Regions from separate parts of the Homo sapiens genome. Here region 2 is linked to region 1. Evidence: read pairs that join two places in POLR2A ChIA-PET (ENCODE). Cell type or tissue: PC-9. All regions are shown on one strand. Links, peaks and the distances in the headings refer to the core of each region. The heading gives the core; the rest is flanking DNA.

The links. ChIA-PET counts read pairs that join two places held together with the same protein. Peaks named below come from ENCODE experiments on the same cell type or tissue, not always from the same donor. Only the 100,000 strongest peaks of a DNase experiment are listed, where the experiment ranks them.
Region 2: POLR2A ChIA-PET joins it to region 1 with 25 read pairs; 3 of 35 experiments call an interaction of 5 or more read pairs at or near these places.

Annotation. Positions count from the first base shown.
Region 1 is chr21:25,925,495-25,934,724 of GRCh38, reverse strand. The region is part of intron 13 of APP (amyloid beta precursor protein); the gene reads left to right. Among named protein-coding and RNA genes, the nearest start is that of GABPA, 200 kb to the right of the region's middle. In PC-9, for the core only: no CTCF peak of the experiment used is centred there; no DNase peak of the experiment used is centred there.
Region 2 is chr21:26,144,391-26,153,620 of GRCh38, reverse strand. The region is part of intron 1 of APP (amyloid beta precursor protein); the gene reads left to right. LOC124900466 (a long non-coding RNA gene) reads left to right here. Exons shown (of 2, transcript XR_007067829.1): 1 at 1-4,484. Among named protein-coding and RNA genes, the nearest start is that of APP, 22 kb to the left of the region's middle. RefSeq lists an enhancer at 4,116-4,685. In PC-9, for the core only: no CTCF peak of the experiment used is centred there; no DNase peak of the experiment used is centred there; H3K27ac peaks cover 1,197 bases.

The DNA.
Region 1 (9,230 bases), core at 299-8,298:
TTGTGGCTCACGCCTGTAATCCCAACACTTTGGGAGACCGAGGCAGATGGATCACAAGGTCAGGAGTTCAAGACCAGCCTGGCCAATATGGTGAAACCCCGTCTCAACTAAAAATACAAAAATTAGTCGGGGATGGTTGCGGGCGCCTGTAGTCTCAGCTACTCGGGAGGCTGAGGCAGGAGAATTGCTTGAACCTGGGAGGAAGAGGTTACAGTGAGCCGAGATCACGCTACTGCATTCCAGCCTGGTGACTGGAGCGAGACTCCATCTCAAAAAAAAAGAAACCACATTCTATTCCAGTATATTTATTATAACCAGAAATTCTTGTCTTATCAGCAAATAGCTAATATTCACTTACATGGGCAGTGTATTAGATTCCTAGGGCTGCTGGAACCAGTTACCACAAACCGCATGGCCGAAACCAACAGAAATATACTCTCATTATCTCATTATTCTAGAGGTTAGAAGTCCTAAAGCAAGGTGTTGCCAGGGCCACACTGCCTCTTACAGCTCTAGGGGAGAATCTGTTTCATGCCTTTCGCTTGCTCTAGTGCTGCTGCCAGCCCTTGATATTCCTTTGGTTGGTACATGCACCCCTCCAATCTCCACCTCTGTCTTCACATGGTGTTACTCCCCATGTCTCTGTTTCTGTGTCTTCTCTAATATGATTAAGGGCCCACCCTTCTCCATTGTGACCTCATCTTATATCTGCAAAGACCCTGTTTCCAAGTAAGGCTGTATTCTTAGGTGTAGGCATTAGGACTTCAACATATATTTTGGGGGAAAATTCAACCCATAATGCGGTTATGTTTTTATTTTCCTTGACTTTTAAGAATGTGAACTATTGTCAAATTTTTTCAACCACTATCAAATTTAAATCTAAGAACTACATGTCTTAAATTTATGACCTCTTCATTAAAAAAAAAATAATAACATTTAATTGGTACCAAAACGTGAAAGAGTTTAATGCTTTGCATTTGCTTGAGGCTGATTAATGAGTAAATGTGTCAACTGTGGCTGTTTTAATTAGCCAGGGTTAATTAATGTTTACCACACTTGGAAGATGAAAAGGCATGTATAAATGCTCTATAATGTGAATCATTTTTTAATTTGTTGTTGAAGCTTATAGTGTAGCCAAGTAAGGATTGCTTACATCATACTTACAAAGGGAGGTTCATTAATGGATACAAATACACAGTTTGATAGAAGAAGCAAGACCTAGTATTTAATTATCAGCAAGGTGACTAATTTACAGTAATCTACTGTATATTTAAAAATAGCTAGGAGAACCTAATTTGAAAGTTTCTAGCGTAAAGAAGACAGGCTGGGCACGATGGCTTACACCTATAGTCCCAGCACTTGGGAAGGCCGAGGTGGGAAAATCACTTGACCCCAGCAATTCAAGACTAGCCAGGGCATCATAGTGAGACCCCATCTCTACAAAACAAATATTTAAAAATTAGCCAGGTGTGATGGTGCATGCCTGTAGACCCAGCTGCTCTGGAGGCTGAGGTGAGAAGATCACTTGAGCCCAGCAGTTCAAGGTTCAAGTGAGCTATGATCACATCACTGCACTCCAGCCTGAGTGACAGAGAGAGACCCTTCCTCAAAGCAAAAAGAAAAGAAAAACATTTAAGTGATGGATATCCCATTATACTGATTTGATCTTTCCAAATTATATGAATATATTAAGTTTTCTCATATAATCTGAAAATATGCACATCTATTATGTATCAATAAAAAATAAAATTTTAAAAATGTAAAAAACGATGTTGGAGCACTATGGTACTTAACGTAGAGGCTCTGACTTTTGAGGTACATTCATTACCTGTTACTGAAGTTGAGTATGCTTTAATATTGTATGTTTAGAAAAGGTAGTTACATTTTTAAATCTGATTGTGTAAGAAGAAAAGAGTAGAAATGTTTGGGGCCAAGTCAATAATTATTTAGTATATCATAATTTGAGATGAAATGTGTTTTTTTTTTTCTTTTTTAGTTTCAAGTTGAAACATTTTAAGAACAGATAAGGAAAGGCTAACTGTGCTGAGATGAAAATAACATTTTTAAAGTAACTATCTTAAAGAAAATACATTTCTAGAATTTTGTGTAAATTTTCAACAAAGACTCAGAAGCCTGGATGAGGTCTTGTGCCAAGACTGGAAAGTGTGGGGATTAGAAAAAGTTTGAAGAGATTGTTGTGAGATCCTCTCGTATGAGGCCTGAAGCTGTACATCCATGGAAAGCAGTTACCCCAGGCGGGAAAACAGGTTATCCATTCTCGAGTGAGTGGCCGGGTGGGAAATAGTCCATCATGTCGAATGGATCGTACTTTCCAGCACCAAGATTTGTGGTTCTCTAGGTGAATAAGATGACACCCCTTCACTTCACTTCACTTCACCATTGTCTGCATGGAGTACGTATCTAAAAACAAATTAGCAAAAAGGTTGGGTCTACTTTACTTTTCATCTCCTACACTATTTTCTTCTTTGTTCTCGGCAGGAAAAGATGAAGTTGCATTTTATTATTATCTCATAGGATTCTTATTCTAAAATGATTTGATTTAAAACCCATTGCACTTTATTTGGATAAAAAATGCTTCACTCTCTAGTTCTTAACAATAACACCAGCCTGATTTTATTACGTTAAGCACTGCAATTAGACAATACAAAGAATTTGCAGCAACAACATGTTATTTTATCATGGGTGGAACTGTTCATTGTCTAGCAGAATTTATTACCAGATAAATCCCTTTTGGGGAATCTAATGTGGATGTTTTTTTCAAAGCGCCTGTGGAGTTCTGCTAGTATTGGGAACGTTTCCATTTTCATTCTGATGCTTCCCTGTGGGCTGTTTCAGCATAGAAGTGAGCTCTCTGGGTCCATGTTTCCATTGGCTCCACCCAATATTCTGAAAGATTGCAACTCAACATGTGTAAACAGAACCTTTCTCCCCCATATTTTCTCTTTTCGTAGATTAAACTCAGGTCAAGAATTAGAAGTTTATCCTCCACCCCGATAGCATCTCGCCCTATCCCAAATACCGCCACCAAAATGCCCACTGTTTTTCCTTGGGCCAGTTCCTGAAATATCTTTCTGGCTGTATCACTCTTGTGTGCATCCTTATCGGCTATGCTTTTGGCCATTTTTTACTGCTGACTTGTCTGGTTAGTCTTTTATAATCTCCAGGCTTCTCCTCCATCCTTTTTTTACAGTTTACCTGTTCATGAAGCGCAGGTCACTTGACCCGTAGAATTCCCATAGGCTGGGATTTTGCTAATTGCATACTCATGGTATAGGTCAGTGTATTCCTCTGCCCTCTGTATCCCACAAACTGAAAGCCTCTTGGCTAAGCTGCTTCCCTTTTCACTTCCCTTGTACCACAGCAGCCAGAAGAGTCACAGATCCTGGGCAGCTTGTCCTCTGTGCCTCGGTACATGCACTTGTATCTGCTAGGACAATGATCTCTTTCCCTGGGGCCCCACTGTAATATCACTAGTCACATCCCTAAAGCCCAGGCTTGTTTCTTTGTCATTCTGTCGGTATCCCTACCATAACACTTGTAATAGTAATTATTTTTATGCCCATCTTTTCTTCTGAACCATGAGCCCTTCAAGTGAAAAGAAATTGATGAAGTTATTTCTAGCACTCCCCTGGAAAAAGGAAGGCAGGCAGGGAGGGAGGGGCTCACTAGTTTATGATAAAGTGGTTTGATTTTCTTGGTTGCAGATTATTTCTTTTAAAGTGACTCTTTTCAGCTTCTCTCACTCCTGTGCATCGTGAATGCTCTCCTGAAGACAGACGCTTTCCATTCATTTCCAAGCCCCCCATGTGAAGTGCTTTCTGTTGCCAGGCTTGGTTTCCCCACACGTTGTTAAAGAAGTTAAAGAAGCTTGTGAATAAGCTAAAGCAGAGGAGAAAGAACCATTGCTATATCTAGAATTGTTCACCAGAAAGCAAGTTTTGTGTTAAAGAAAACACGAGTAGGCCACTGTGCAGAAGTGCTTACAGGGTTTGTGTGCTTTTTAAAATCTGCATAAATAAACATTTCAAATGAGCTATCATATATACAAGGATGATGTGCTGTCTGTGGGAAAAGGACCCAATCCTGTGTTGTGATTTTACATATATATATATATATAATTTGTGCTATTACACACTTGCCTGATCCCCTTATAATTATCTGCATAAGTCTTTTTAGGCTCTTTGAATGAAATTCACTATGTATGGATGTTGAAAATCATCCTTTCTACCATGAGCTCATCAGACTTGCTAACCAATTCTTTGCATCCTTTGAAGTATAAAATTCCATCAATTCAGCATGTATCAACATGAATCAATTAGAATGCACTTTCTTCACAGCATGGCGGAGTTTTTGCTGGCTGCCGGGAGGGGCACTGTTTCCCAATTCATTCATTTGCTTGGGCCCGCCCCAGGATCCTTCTTATCCCGGTCAGATAGACTTCTCTCATGAGCTTGAGAGACGGGGCTGGTCACACAGGACACGGCTTTAGGGACACGACTCACTGAAACTACAAAATGAGTGCTGCTCTTAGAGTTGTACCCACAGCCTGCACAGCTGTTATGGCAATGCTGTGGGCAAGTCTTGCTACGGCCCATTCTCCTCCCTCCCTTGTCCTGTTGGAAGGTTCAGGTTGGAGCTGAAATTCAGTCCAGCACGCAGCTGGACAAGCCATGTCTCCTGTATGTGACTCACTCCCCAGAGAAAGCATCATGTGGACTAGTAAGGGCTTGGCTTTATCAGAAGCAAAGGAGAGGTTTACATCTCTTCTTGCTCTCTCTTAGTGGGTTCAGAGCTCCAGCAGAAAAAATGGGACACTGTGGATTGATCTCCAGAAAACCCCAAAACCAGCACTGAAGGCTCCAGGAGATTATGCCTTTAGATTGTATACAGGCACCAGAATGACTTTTGCCTTTATAAAAATGCGTGCAAGAGCATGAAAACTAATATTTGAGGAATTTTTTTTTCTCACTGTACTTTCTGGTCCTCACTGAAAGCATTGGCAGTTTTAAAAAATGAAATGTGATACTGTTATAGACGTAGCAAACCTCACGTTTCATTTTTTCCAATTCATTCTATATCTAGGAACTTACTTAGAAGGAGAAACAAACTGTACCCAGAAAAAGGAATGAAACTGGAGAATTCTTCCTCATGATTCCTCTGTGTCCTCAGGCCTAATTATCCTCATTCCAAAGACTCTCCATTGCCTCAATAACTTCGAAAAATTTACTCTCCTTAAGCATAGTCATAAAAATTGCATAGTAAAGTGATAAAGAGACGAAAATAATGCTGTAAGAATAAAACCATTAAAAAAAAACCACTACTCTTGATTATTTCTGCTGTTAGAATTGTAAATGAATTCTCATTCCTTTTTTCTACATTTTTGGCATGAAATTTATGTTACTCTTATAATTAGTAAAAACATTATATTTTATTAATAAAAGAAGACTCACAGTGAAGTCATAACATATGCTGCAGAGGTTAGACTCTTCAAGTCAGATTTGAAGAGAGAATTTCACGTAACAATCACCTTGAAATGTCTTCAGGTCAGCCATCAAAGTACACATCTCTCAACCAGCCAGGCAGCCAGTTTTTCCTCCAGCATGTGAAGAGTGAAGAGATAGCTGTTTCTTGGCTTAAAGACCATATGAAATAATTGACTTATGTTTAAAAGATATGAGGGATCAGGCCGGGTGCAGTGGCTCATGCCTGTAATCCCAGCACTTTGGGAGGCCGAGGCGGGTGGATCACAAGGTTAGAAGATCGAGACCATCCCGGCCAACATGGTGAAACCCTGTCTCTACTAAAAATACAAAAACTAGCCGGGCGTAGTGATGCGCGCCTGTAATCCCAGCTACTCAGGAGGCCGAGGTTGCCATGAGCCGAGATTACGCCTCTGCAGTCCAACCTGGTGACAGAGCAAGACTCTGTCTCCAGTTAAAAAAAAAAAAAAGGCATCAAAATTACATTCACTTCTATTTTTATTTTTGTTTGTAGAAGACATGCAGTTTGTATCACATTAATGGGCATATGATGTAATTTCACTATAAATCGAACCAGAGGAAGACATCCAAATATGTATAAATTAAAGCTGACAATGCCTACAGTACTAAACTTTTTGTTTTAGTATAATTGGAGACTTAGAAAAGTTCTAAAAATATATTTAAAAATTTTTAAAGGAAGTTGCAGACATAATGGCCCTTTACACCTAAATACTTCACTGTACGTTTCCTCAAAACAAGAAGATATGTGTGTGTGTGTTTGTGTGTGTGTGTTGTAATCTTAATACAGCATCTTTCAGAGATTATTTCTGTAGTATATAAACTTGGTTTTTTTGTTTGTTTGTTTGTTTGTTTGTTTGTTTTGAGATGGAGTCTCGCTCTGTCGCCCAGGCTGGAGTGCAGTGGCACAATCTTGGCTCGCTGCAAGCTCCGCCTCCCAGGTTCACACCATTCTCCTGCCTCAGCCTCCTGAGTAGCTGGGACTACAGGCGCCTGCACCATGCCCGGCTAATTTTTGTATTTTTAGTAGAGACGCGATTTCACCTCGTTAGCCAGGATGGTGTCGATCTCCTGACCTCGTGAACCGCCCACCTCAGCCTCCCAAAATGCTGGGATTACAGGCGTGAGCCACCGCGCCTGGCCATAAAGTTGTTTTTTAGTCTCTACTTTAAGTTCCTGACAACCCAGGCAGGACCAAGACTCCCTAATGTAGTTGGAAATCAGATCAGCACATTGGCACAAGTTCTACAGGTAAACGGGAAAAAGGAGCCCTACAATCTGCTTTTAGATGCCAGGGAGCCTGGCTGGTCTTTATCTTGATTACTGACTGATGCCACTGGTAGGTCTAAGTTCTTTGATCTATGATGTTTGAAAGCCAAAAGGAAATGTGTTTTAAAGGAAAAGGGACTTCTTCTGTACCCTCAGTCTAAGCCAGACAAGTGATATTTCAGGAAAATGTCCCTAGCAATAAGGAATATTTTCACAAATGATGTGAAGCTTTGTTTGTGTCCCTTCCAGGGCAGTTTGTTACCATAAGGGGACAAAGCATGCTTCATTTAAACATGTGTGGCCAGGAAACTGTTATTTTTAAACAAAAATAAACCCCGATTTAGACATGTAGTCTGAGTTTTAACTCTGGGAGATTTTCAAGATTGATAGTGTAGCTAAAAATAACTGACCTAATTTTCTGGAGGTCAAGATAAAAACTGGATTTGTGGTACAGCATTTACTTTGTGATAATATGTGTATAAATTCTTCCCCAAGTTGGAAAATGTGGCCGCGTCATACAGGGCTGTATCTCTCTTGACCATTGAAGTGCCTAGGTCGCTACACTACAATTTGACTTAGAGTTGGTGAAACTTCTGGCCATTCACGTAGCCATCGTATTCATCCTGAGAAAGGGAAACCTAAAGACTTGGGAGAGTGTTCTGGGAGGAAAGTGCTATTGAGAATGGGCTGTCCAAGCAAAGTGACAGGCAGGCCTCACTTAGCTAGAAGAGGGAGCTTTTCAGCCCTGCTCCACCATCAGGAATCTCCGTGACCTTGGACTACTGCTTTAATCTCTTTTATCCTGGCTTCTAAAAGATACCGTCGAATTCATTCTTTTTCAAACCTATCAAAAATTTGAAATGTATGAAAAAGAGGGTGCTTGTGATGATAGATGGGTTTATGCTTCCTTTTTTTTTTTTTTTTTTTTTTTTTTGAGACGGAGTCTCACTCTGTTGCCCAGACTGGAGTGCAGTGGCGCGATCTCGGCTCACTGCAAGCTCCGCCTCCGGGGTTCACACCATTCTCCTGCCTCAGCCTCCCGAGTAGCTGGGACTACAGTGCCACCACCACATCTGGCTAATTTTTTTTGTATTTTCAGTAAAGATGGGGTTTCACCATGTTAGCCAGGATGCTCTCGATCTCCTGACCTCATGATTCCAAAGTGCTGGGATTACAGGCGTGATATGCTTCTTTAATATTAGTTTCTAATCCAAGTAATATAGCCATGTCCTCTATAAAATGGAACTTTTCATGGAACAGTGAGAAGGTTGCATTAGGAATTGGGATACTTGGGTTCAGATTTCAGTTCTGCCACTTGCTAGTTTTAAGTATACTTCTCAGGATGGATGTCAGTTTGTTCAACTGTCAGTGGGAGTAGTGATCCCACTAAGGAAGATTATTGTGGTTATCAAATCAGCAGATGGGTATGAAAAGGCCATGAGTGCAGTTCTCATGGTTATGAAGGTGTCATAACTGGCATAGTCCCATCACAGTATGGCTTTGGCATCGCAGATGGCTGTAGCATATATGCTAATCAGAACATCCCTACCGTCCTTAAAGATCTCATGGGTTCTCTCCCAAATCAGCTGCTCCACCGACCTACAAGTAAGTCCATGCTTCTTTAGTATATTTACTCACTAGTGAAGGCCCGTCTGCTAAAAGTGTCTTCAGTAGGGGAGAGCTGCTCTTTTCTGGGAAACCCAGCAATGAAGTTTGTCCTGTGATGCCCTCTACACTTACTGACCTGTTTCCTGAGAACTTCCCGTAACAAATGGTCCAGGGAAGAAGGAAGTCTGTGACCAGTCTTTCCTTTCCTGTGGCTTTCTGGTTCAGAAATGTGACCCTGATGATAAGAAACTTCAAGGCATGACTCTGGTGTTTTGGCAATATTCCCCTGGCAGTATTGTTTCTTGGCTCACACTCATCTCATGCCTTGCTTTGTTTGCTTTGTTTTTGAGAATTGTTTTTTTGTTTGTTGTTTGTTTTTGGTTTTGGCTTGTGAGACAGAGCCTTGCTCTGTTGCCCAGGATGGCGTGCAGTTGGCACAATCTCGGCTCACTGCAGCCTCCACCTCCCGGGTTCAAGCAATTCTCCTGCCTCAGCCTCCTGAATAATGGGGATTACAGGCACACACCACCGTGCCTGGCTAATTTTTGTATTTTTTTAGTAGAGACGGGTTTCACCATGTTGGCCAGGCTGGTCTTGAACTCCTGACCTCAAGTGAACCACCCACCTCGGCCTCCCAAAGTGCTGGGGTTACAGGCGTGAGCCACCACGCCCAGCCATTATGTTTGTTTTTCTTTCATGAAGGGATAACCGAGGCTGTTGTGTGGTGGTGTCTTGGTACAGCTCGTGGCTGTGGTCAGTGTGGTGGAGGGTAGGTCTTCTCAGATGGTAACATGCATGAGAGTCACCTGGGGATCACATTAACATGCAGATTCT
Region 2 (9,230 bases), core at 402-8,401, 220 kb before region 1:
ACAAGGATATTGGCTGGCATGGTGACTGTCGCCTGTAGTCCCAAAACTTTGAGAGTCTGAGGTCAGAGGATTGCTTGAGCTCAGGAGTTTGAGACAAGCCTGGGCAGCATAAGGAGATCCCATCTCTATGTTTTTTAAAAAAGTGAAAAACAACAACAACAACAAGGTACAGGGGTATCTGCGTTTCCTTAGGCAGCTGTCTTATATACCTTTAACCTTAAAAAAATCCACCATTTTTAAAACAGTGTTTTCTGTTGTTTTTCTTAGTAAATATAAACAATAGGAACTGAAGTTTAGGGCTTAAAATTTTTGAGAGAATAATTTTTATTTCAGTAGCTTTTGGGGTACAAGTGGTTTCTTGTTACTTAGTTGAATTACGTAGTGGTGAATTCTGAGATTTTAGTGCACTTAAGTAGGGTACCTTGTACCTAATGTCTAGTTTTTCTTTTAATCCCTAGTCCCCTATTACCCTCCTCCTCGTGAGTCTCTAAAGTCCAATATGTCCCTCTGTGTGCCTTTGCTTATTCCTAACTTAGTTCCCACTTATAAGAGAGAACATACGGTTTTTGGTTTTCCAATTCCTGAATTACTTTACTTAGAATAATGGCCTCCAGCTCTATCCAAGTTGTTGCAAAAGACATTATTTTGTTCCTTGTAATGGCTGAGTAGTAGTCCCTGATATATATATGCCACATCTTCTTTATCCTCTCATTAGTCAGTGGCCACTTAGGTTGGTTCTGCATCTTTGCATTTGTGAATTGTGGTCCTGTAAACATATGTGTACAAGTGTCTTTTTCATACAATGACTTCTTTTCCTCCGGGTAGATACCCAGTATTAAGATTGCTGGATCAAATGGTAGATCTACTTTTAACTCTTTAGGAAATCTCCATAATGTTTTCCATAGAGGTGGTACTAGTTTACATTCTGAGAGAATAATTTTTGTAAAATTATGTTTAAGCTAGATTTGGAATTGGGAAAGAATTACATTCTTTATAGGAAGCTTTTGAAAAATATATTTAAAAATATATAAAAATATGCATAATCCTACCACCCACAAATGTCTGTATTATTATGTCATTTCTAAACCATTTTTGAGATTATGCTATAGATTACGTTTTAGATCCTACATTTTATTTCTTAACATTAAATCTCATACTATTTTAAGTTCTTTGTACATGTAATGTTTACTGAATGGGTAAATCTGTTTAGGGAAACTGGAGCTATGTAGTTGTGGACTTGTGCTTTTGTTTTGTTTTGTTTTGTTTGTTTGTACATTTGCTTTTTAGAAATGTCTATTCAGATCCTTGGCCCATTTTTTTTTTTTTTTTTTTTTTTGAGATGGAGTCTTGCTCTGTCGCCCAGACTGGAGTGCAGTGGCGCGATCTCGGCTCACTGCAAGCTCCGCCTCCCGGGTTCACGCCATTCTCCCGCCTCAGCCTCCCGAGTAGCTGGGACTACGGGCGCCCGCCACCACGCCCGGCTAATTTTGTTTTTGTTTTGTATTTTTAGTAGAGATAGGGTTTCACCATGTTGGCCAGGATGGTCTTGATCTCCTGACCTCGTGATCCCCCCGCCTCGGCCTCCCAAAGTGCTGGGATTACAGGCGTGAGCCACCGTGCCCAGACAGACATGTGCTTTTTTATTTGGCATTTCTAGCCTGAACATAGGCTGGAAGTAGTGACTTAGAGAGGGATTGTTTGCCAAATATCAGGTAATATTTTAATTATTTATTATTTATTGTAATGCTGTGAATCAGGAGTCCCTAACCCCTGGGCCATGGACTGGTACCGGTCTGTGGCGTGTTAGGAGCTTTGCTGCACAGCAGTAGGTGAGCAATGGGTGAGTGAGTGTTGCTGCCTGAGCCCTGCCTCTTGTCACATCAGCAGGGCATTAGATGCTCATAGGAGCGCAAACCCTATTGTGAACCGCATGTAAGAAAGTGAGAGCTGCGTTGCACACTCCTTATTAGAATCTAATGCCTGATGATCTGAGGTGGAGCAGTTTCATCCCGAAACCAAACCACAAAATTGTCTTTCATCAAACCATTCCCTGGTGCCAGAAAGGCTGGGGACCACTGCTATAAATTGCTGCTGTCAAGTAGTGTTACGCATGGTGGTCTTTAACATAAAAAAAAAAGGTAATGAACGTACACCACACAGATTAGCAAAAATAAGGAAAGGCTGATCTAGTAGTTCAAACAAGCAATCCTCTTATTTAATGGTTCTGTGATTGCTCGTGTAGGCAGAAGCTTAACTGTAAGTTGTTGCATTTGACAGGCAAATGTAGCTGGAGCTGGAATGTAGATATTAGTGAAATTGTGATTTCAGTTTACTGGAGCCATTCAGTGGGAGCATGAAGTGGGTTACATGATTACACGGATATAAATAAAGCGTCCTCCTTGCCACTTCACTGCTGTTAAAGTCTCTCCTGATGTTATGTGGTGAAAAACAAGTCAAAAACATTAATTCTGTCAAGTTTCCAAAGATATAAGAATCTTTGACCAGAAAAGAGACGGTATTTATCTTCAAATTTAACAAATTGTGATGAAATGCTGCTGTTACAGAACCTAGTGTAAGGTCGTGGAGTCCATTCAGCCAGACACATGTAATTTTGATTATTAACTGCCGTTTCTGTGGTCAGTCGGCCAGTTTTATATATTTCACATTATAGGTATTTGGAGCAAAGACAGTGTTGTTTATTGTTTACTTTAAAAAAATACAATACTGTAACTACATAATGAGTAAATGTTGATACTGTTGAAAACTAATAAAAACAAATTCTTACACTATCAACATCACAGAAATTCTAATTGTAAGAAAATATTGATATAATATGGAAATCCGTTCATTTATTTGGTGCATTAATTGAACACCAACACTATGCCAAGCATTGGGATACAACCATGAAAGAGGCCAGCTTCCTGATCTCACAGAGCTTGTACTTTGTTGGGTGGGGCAGAGAGCAAATCAGTCAATCTGTCTGTCTGTCTGTCTATCTATCTGTCTATCTATCTGTCTATCTAGATGTCAATCAGTATACTCTGTGCCACTTGGTGGTCAGTGCTATGAAGAAAAATTAAGCCAGTGAGGAGCTGGATAGAGACACAGTCTGGAAGGGTATGAAGGGGATCAGAATATGCTACCCCCAAATATGCCATTTCAGCAAAGTACTAATTTGAGCTGAAGACAATCGAGAAATAGCAGACCCAGGACAAGCTTTACCCCCTTTTTATAAAAATTTTGCTGTGTGAAGGTATCCTCCTTCCCCTCTCCATCCCTGGAGAGACCACTAGAGGTGGCACCATCGCCTGCAGAAACAAACCTTATTGAAATAACCCTTATCTTCTATTAGTTTCCCCCATATATTTACCTTACCACACTTCCCCTGGAAGCCCTAATCCCCTCTCCTTTGTCTTGTGACTTCTCCACAGTTTATTGCTCTTTGTTAAAATGGTGTGTATGCTCTCAGGCCTAACTGCTTCTTTTGGGTTTTTGCTTTTCTGTGGAGCTCCCTCCTCTCCCCTCCCTCATGTAAAAATAATAACATTAAATAAAATTTGTGTTTTTTCCCCTGCGAATCTGTCTCGTCAGTTTAATTGGCAAGGCCTCATGTGCTGAACCTAACAGGGTAGAGAAAAAAGGTTTTTTTCCCCTTTTCTACAAGTATTAAACCTGGAGAGAACAATACAGTGTAAAGGCTGTGAGGTGGGAGCATGCTGGGGTGTTGGAAGAAGCACATGAGCTTACAAACATTCCATCAATTTGCATTCATTCCAAAAATTGTATGCAATTTTTCAGTGACGATTCCCATTGATCAATCATTTATAAAAACTAATGGTGAGGGTCTTCCATACTCAGTTTACTCCCTTCTTGGAAAAGAATGTACATTTTAATCAAGATGATTTCATGAAAGACATTCTGTACTCCAAACATTTAAAAGAGCGTTTAGAGTATACAGCAATTCATCTTTTCTTCTGTATTTTAAAATTTAAGACAGGGAGAATTATTGTATTATACTTAGTTCAGATTTGGTGGTGGTTTTGTTTTTTGGTTCCAGTGAAAAGAAATTGCATCAGTAACCTGGCGGTCAACCGTGCCATATTGTTTGTGATTTATTAGTCTGGAAAAAATAACTGTATTTCTGGCATATGTAAAAATAGTTTGCTGAGAGGCCTCCTTGGTTGTGGCAATAGTAATACTAATTACCAGGTACTGTATGTAGCTCATTCTATGAACCAGGCCTTGTTGAAAAGTGCTTTCACTTAATTTTTTCTTTTCAGCAGCCTGTGAGGTACCTACTGTTATCCCCAGCTGGGAGGGAGCTGGCCAGTGGACTGGGTTTAAACTATGTTTTCATTGTCTTTACTCTTAACCACTTATCTTCTCTGCCTCCAGCAAAATAAGTCAAAGAGTTCAGCCAGTGTTTCTTCTTGGACTAAGCAGTCAGCCTCCTAAGTAAGCAAGCCTTGGAATGCAATTGATTGGTAAGATACTAAAGTAATCAGTAAGGCCCTCAGTTCCTGGCTGCCAGCTTCTTTCACCCTCTCCTGCAGGAAGTTCTGAATGCTGATATCTCTACTTGGTGTCTTCTCTCCCCCTCCCAATTCCATTATTTCCCTTTTTCTCAATCCCAAGTGAAGGAAGTTCTGAGTGTGGATGTTGGAGTCATTCAGACCTTGGATCTGAGTCACAACTCTTTCAATTTACTAGAAATATGACTGCAAGAAAATGATGTAAGCTTCCCTAAACCAATTTCCACATCTACAAAGTATCTAAATAGATTGCTTAGGAGAAAAATTGAATTAAATTGAATAAAGTGCAAAGCACAGAACATGGCCAGGAGTAGGCCCTGGATGAATGAGGGAAAAATGGTTCTGATTTTTATTTTTGAGCCTCTTTGTAACATTTGTTGGCCCCTTCAGAATAATCCTTAGAGTTCATATCAGCCACCCTTCATCCCTCCTGGGATGGGCCAGGGGAGAGGCCCAGTTGCCTGTGACACTGCTTCGTTTCACATTTCACTGCTTTAGCATCTCAACATTTCATTGATAACATTTTTGATGCCTGAAAACAGAATAACTTATTTGTAATTCTACATACATTTTGTTTGTGATCAAGTTGTTAGAGTTTGAAATGAGCCTCATTTCCTTGGGTTTTGTCCCTCCCCATCTGACCTTCCTCTTCTCAGTGAACCCTGAAGAAAAAACACTAGCAAAGGAATCTCAAGAATGTTGGTTCGGGACACAGCTCTCTCCATCTACTCTCCTGCCCTAGTCCTGCCCCTCCTTGTGTTTTCAGCGGTGACCAGGCACTGGTGACAGCCTTGGCTGCTTGGACCAGCTGGAGGTAGCTGCAAAATGCCTGCCTGCTAGCTTTGAAAAATCTCTGCCAACCTCATTGAAATAATTGTTTACCACATATCAGAGGGGACTGGGAAGTGGGTAATTGAGAGATCTTTTTGAAGGGGTTTGTGGCTTCTCCACTTGCAGAGGCTTCCTGAAATGGTGGGTAATGCTCATGCCTCAGGGAGAATCAATATCCTTCTCCTAAAACCTGCTCACACGTAGCTCTAAGTATTAGACATGCATTTTTGTTAACATTTTATCAGTGCATTTTTCTACCTGTGTCATTTGGACCTTAGATTCGGGAGAAAATCACTGTGTATCTTTGGTGGTTTCAGGTGGCTCTTAAATTTCATTAATTCACAAAATCTGAATTGAATGGAATAGTCTGTTTTGGGAGGTTTTTTTGGGGGGGTTGGGGAGGGATTGGATTTTTCAGTCCTTCCAAGAGACTTCAGGTTTTTTTTTTGATGTTCTGATTAGCCCGGTGTGTGTAAGGCCCTATCAGGTGTTCGCCTGTGTGATCCTATCACACCCACATCCTGTAGCTGCATCCAAGTGCTTTGAGGCCGACTTAATGGGGATTAACTTAACAGTTGCTCTGTGGGAACAGATGCTCTTTGCCGCTTATTTCTAATAAATTGATTGAGCCATTTAAAAGATTTTTTTTTTCTTTTAAGTTACATCTTCTTAAGAAACTGTAGACAATAAAGCAAAACTAAAATACTTGGGTCTAAAATTAGTGTATTATATTTAAAACACTGGGCTTCAGACTGATTATATCATGCTCTTTTACTGACTTTCTAGTCAGATGCTTATTTATAAAAATAAAGCTTATATAAAGGGCAGCATTCAAATGTTACACCAGTCGGTTTTAGCAGTTTGACCTTCCACAGTAGCTAAATATTTTTTACACTGAGAGAAGAATTCTTTAACATTATATGCTATCAGCATGTCAAGTGAATTCTGAGCTTGCATGCAACAGATGAGACCCTAGGTGGAAACATAAAAACATACCAGTGTGAAAGAGAAAAGCAGGCTCTCTGTCTTTGGGAAGGAGTTCTGCAGGGAGGGGTGTTTATAAGTGTAGTAGATACTTAGGAAAATTAATACAATTATTATAAAAGTCATCTGGGAAAAACCATTAGGTAAGAATAGCCAATAAAAAACCAGAAGCAAAATGTAAAGATATAGAAATTAAAACTGCACATCCCATGCATAGATAGGTCAATGGGGCAAACTGGAAGTCTAGAAATAAAGTTGTGCATATATTGGAAATTAGTGCAAGATAAAAGTGTCTTTTTACATCAGAAAGGGGAAAGATGGATTATTTAGTTAATGGTGTTGGGTTATCTGACTGTACATAGAAGGAAGGTGGGTAATTATTTACCCAGTACCAATACTGGATTACCTAGTATTATGTACCCAGTACAGTTTGTCAGCAACAAAAGGCAAACTTTTTTATTCCATGAAGTGTTCTTACAAATCAGTAAGAAATACTAAATATGAACATCTTCAGAGAAAAATGAACATTTTTGAAAACTTATTATGAAAAGAATTAAACATACACAAGAGAGAATAGTGCGCTGAATGCTCAGCAATGATCAGCTCTCACCCAGTCTTGTTTTATCTGTATTCCCCTTTCTCAACCTGCTCAATTCTCTTTTCCCTCACTGGGTTATTTTGAAATAATTTCAATTCTATAATTTTATGTATAAATATTTCAGTGTGGATGTCTAACAGAATCTCTATTAGACGTGGACAAAAAAGGCAAAGAATTTTATAGTACACAGGAAAAAATACACAGCCAATAAACCTATGAAGATATGCTCAATCTCATAGTCGTCAGGGAAATGCAAAGTAAAACAGTGATATAACATTGTTTTTTAAAACCCTGATGGGCAAAGACTAAAAAGGCTTGCCAGATTGGCATTTTCATCTACTGTCAATTGATAACAGATATTTCTTTGCTTGGAGTACAGTGGCACAGTCTGGACTCACTGCAACCTCTGCCTCCCAGGTTCAAGTGATTCTCCTGCCTCAGCCTCCCGAGTACCTGGGATTACAGGTGTGAGCCACCACGCCTGGCTCATTTTTTGTATTTTTAGTAGAAGCAGGGTTTCACCATGTTGGCCAGGCTGGTCTCGAATTCCTGACCTCAAGTGATCTGCCCACTGCAGGCATGAGCCGCTGCATGCAGCTGGTACAGAAATTTTTTAGATCAGTCATTTAGAATTTTATGTACATATCCCTTGATCTAGGAATTCTAGAAACTAATTAGTTCATAGTATATTGTATAAATGCGCACAGATGAGGATATTATGAGAGCATTATTTGTATCAACTAAGCAAGCCTTTAAAAAACTCTTATACAGTAGAATATTATGCTGATACATTAAAAGTGGGCATAACCATACTGATGTATAGAAATATCTAAAATCATACCGATATAAGTGAAAACATTCAGAATGCAGGCATAATCACAGATTAAACAGTAATTTATATAAAAAACAGAAAATTTATATGTGTATTATGTCAGTAGCAGATTCAAGTGAATCTGACAAAATCTGACTCTGGGCAATGAGAACATTGGAATGGAGGAGAAGGTAGTACATATTTACTTTGTATATTATCACCTTTTGTACTATTTGAGTCTTTTTAACTGTACGCAGATACTTTAGAGCAGGGGTCCCCAACACCCAGCCATGGACAGGTACTGGTCCATGGCCTGCTAGGAACCGGGCCACACAGCAGGAGGTGAGTGGCAGGCAGGTGAGCCAGTGAGCATTACTGCCTGAGTGCTGCTTCCTGGCAGTAGATTCTCACAGGAGCACAAAACCTATTGTGAACTAAACATGGGAGGGATCCAGGTTGCCTGGTCCAGTCCTTGTGAGAATCTAACTAATGTCTGATGATCTGAGGTGGAAGAGTTTCATCCCAAAACCATCCCATCCCATCCAGTCTCATGCCATCCCACCCCCAACACCCCATGGATAAATGGTCTTCCACAAAACCAGTCCCTGGTGCCAAAAAGGTTAGAGATCACTGCCTTAGAGGCTGCTCCCTCTTGGCACATCTTGAATGTAGGACTCCTTGGTTCTGCCATTCCTGGTAGGTAGTCAGCCAGCTTTTGATAGTTCTCCCCAGAGACTTCATCCCACAGGCAAGCCATCCCATTCCACGTAAAACATCTCTAATGTTAGGAAGGCACGTATTTTGATGTGATATCTAGAATCCTCCCAGCTGTTCTTCAGAGGAACATTACTTTTATAAAGTTGAAAAGAACGTTTTATTGTATTATAAAACTAGGTCATTTCAGTGAATTTCATCTATTTTCATGGGTAACTGATTCTTATATCAAAACTTGCTTTTGAAAGTACTGGAAGCATAAATTATTACTTCAGGCCCATTTGCTTTACTTTGTTCAGCACATTGAACATCAAGGAGCAACTCCCTCGATCTAAAATTTCTAGCATTGGTGCTTGTAATATCATTTTTCAAGTTGACATTAATGCTATCTTTGGAATTCTCATGGTAAGTCAGAAGAAAGCAGTTTAGTGGAACTGTTCTTTCTCCCACTGAATTGTATACTGAGATCTGTTATATTTTCTGCATTTTAACCCAGAAAGTTGTTCAAGAGAATTGACCATGATAAGACATCTGTAGCTTATTTTGTATTTTTTTAATGGAAAATTGTAACTGACTTTTAAATTTAAGATTGAGTGTAGCCTTTCCCAAACCAATAGCTAATGTTTTTATAACTATTTAGTGTAGGAGATTATAATAAAATCCACATTGCTTAAGATATAAAATGTTTGTGCAGTAATAGGCTGTATAAAAACAGTAAATTGAGATTGTATCAGGAATAATGTATTATAAACCATATATG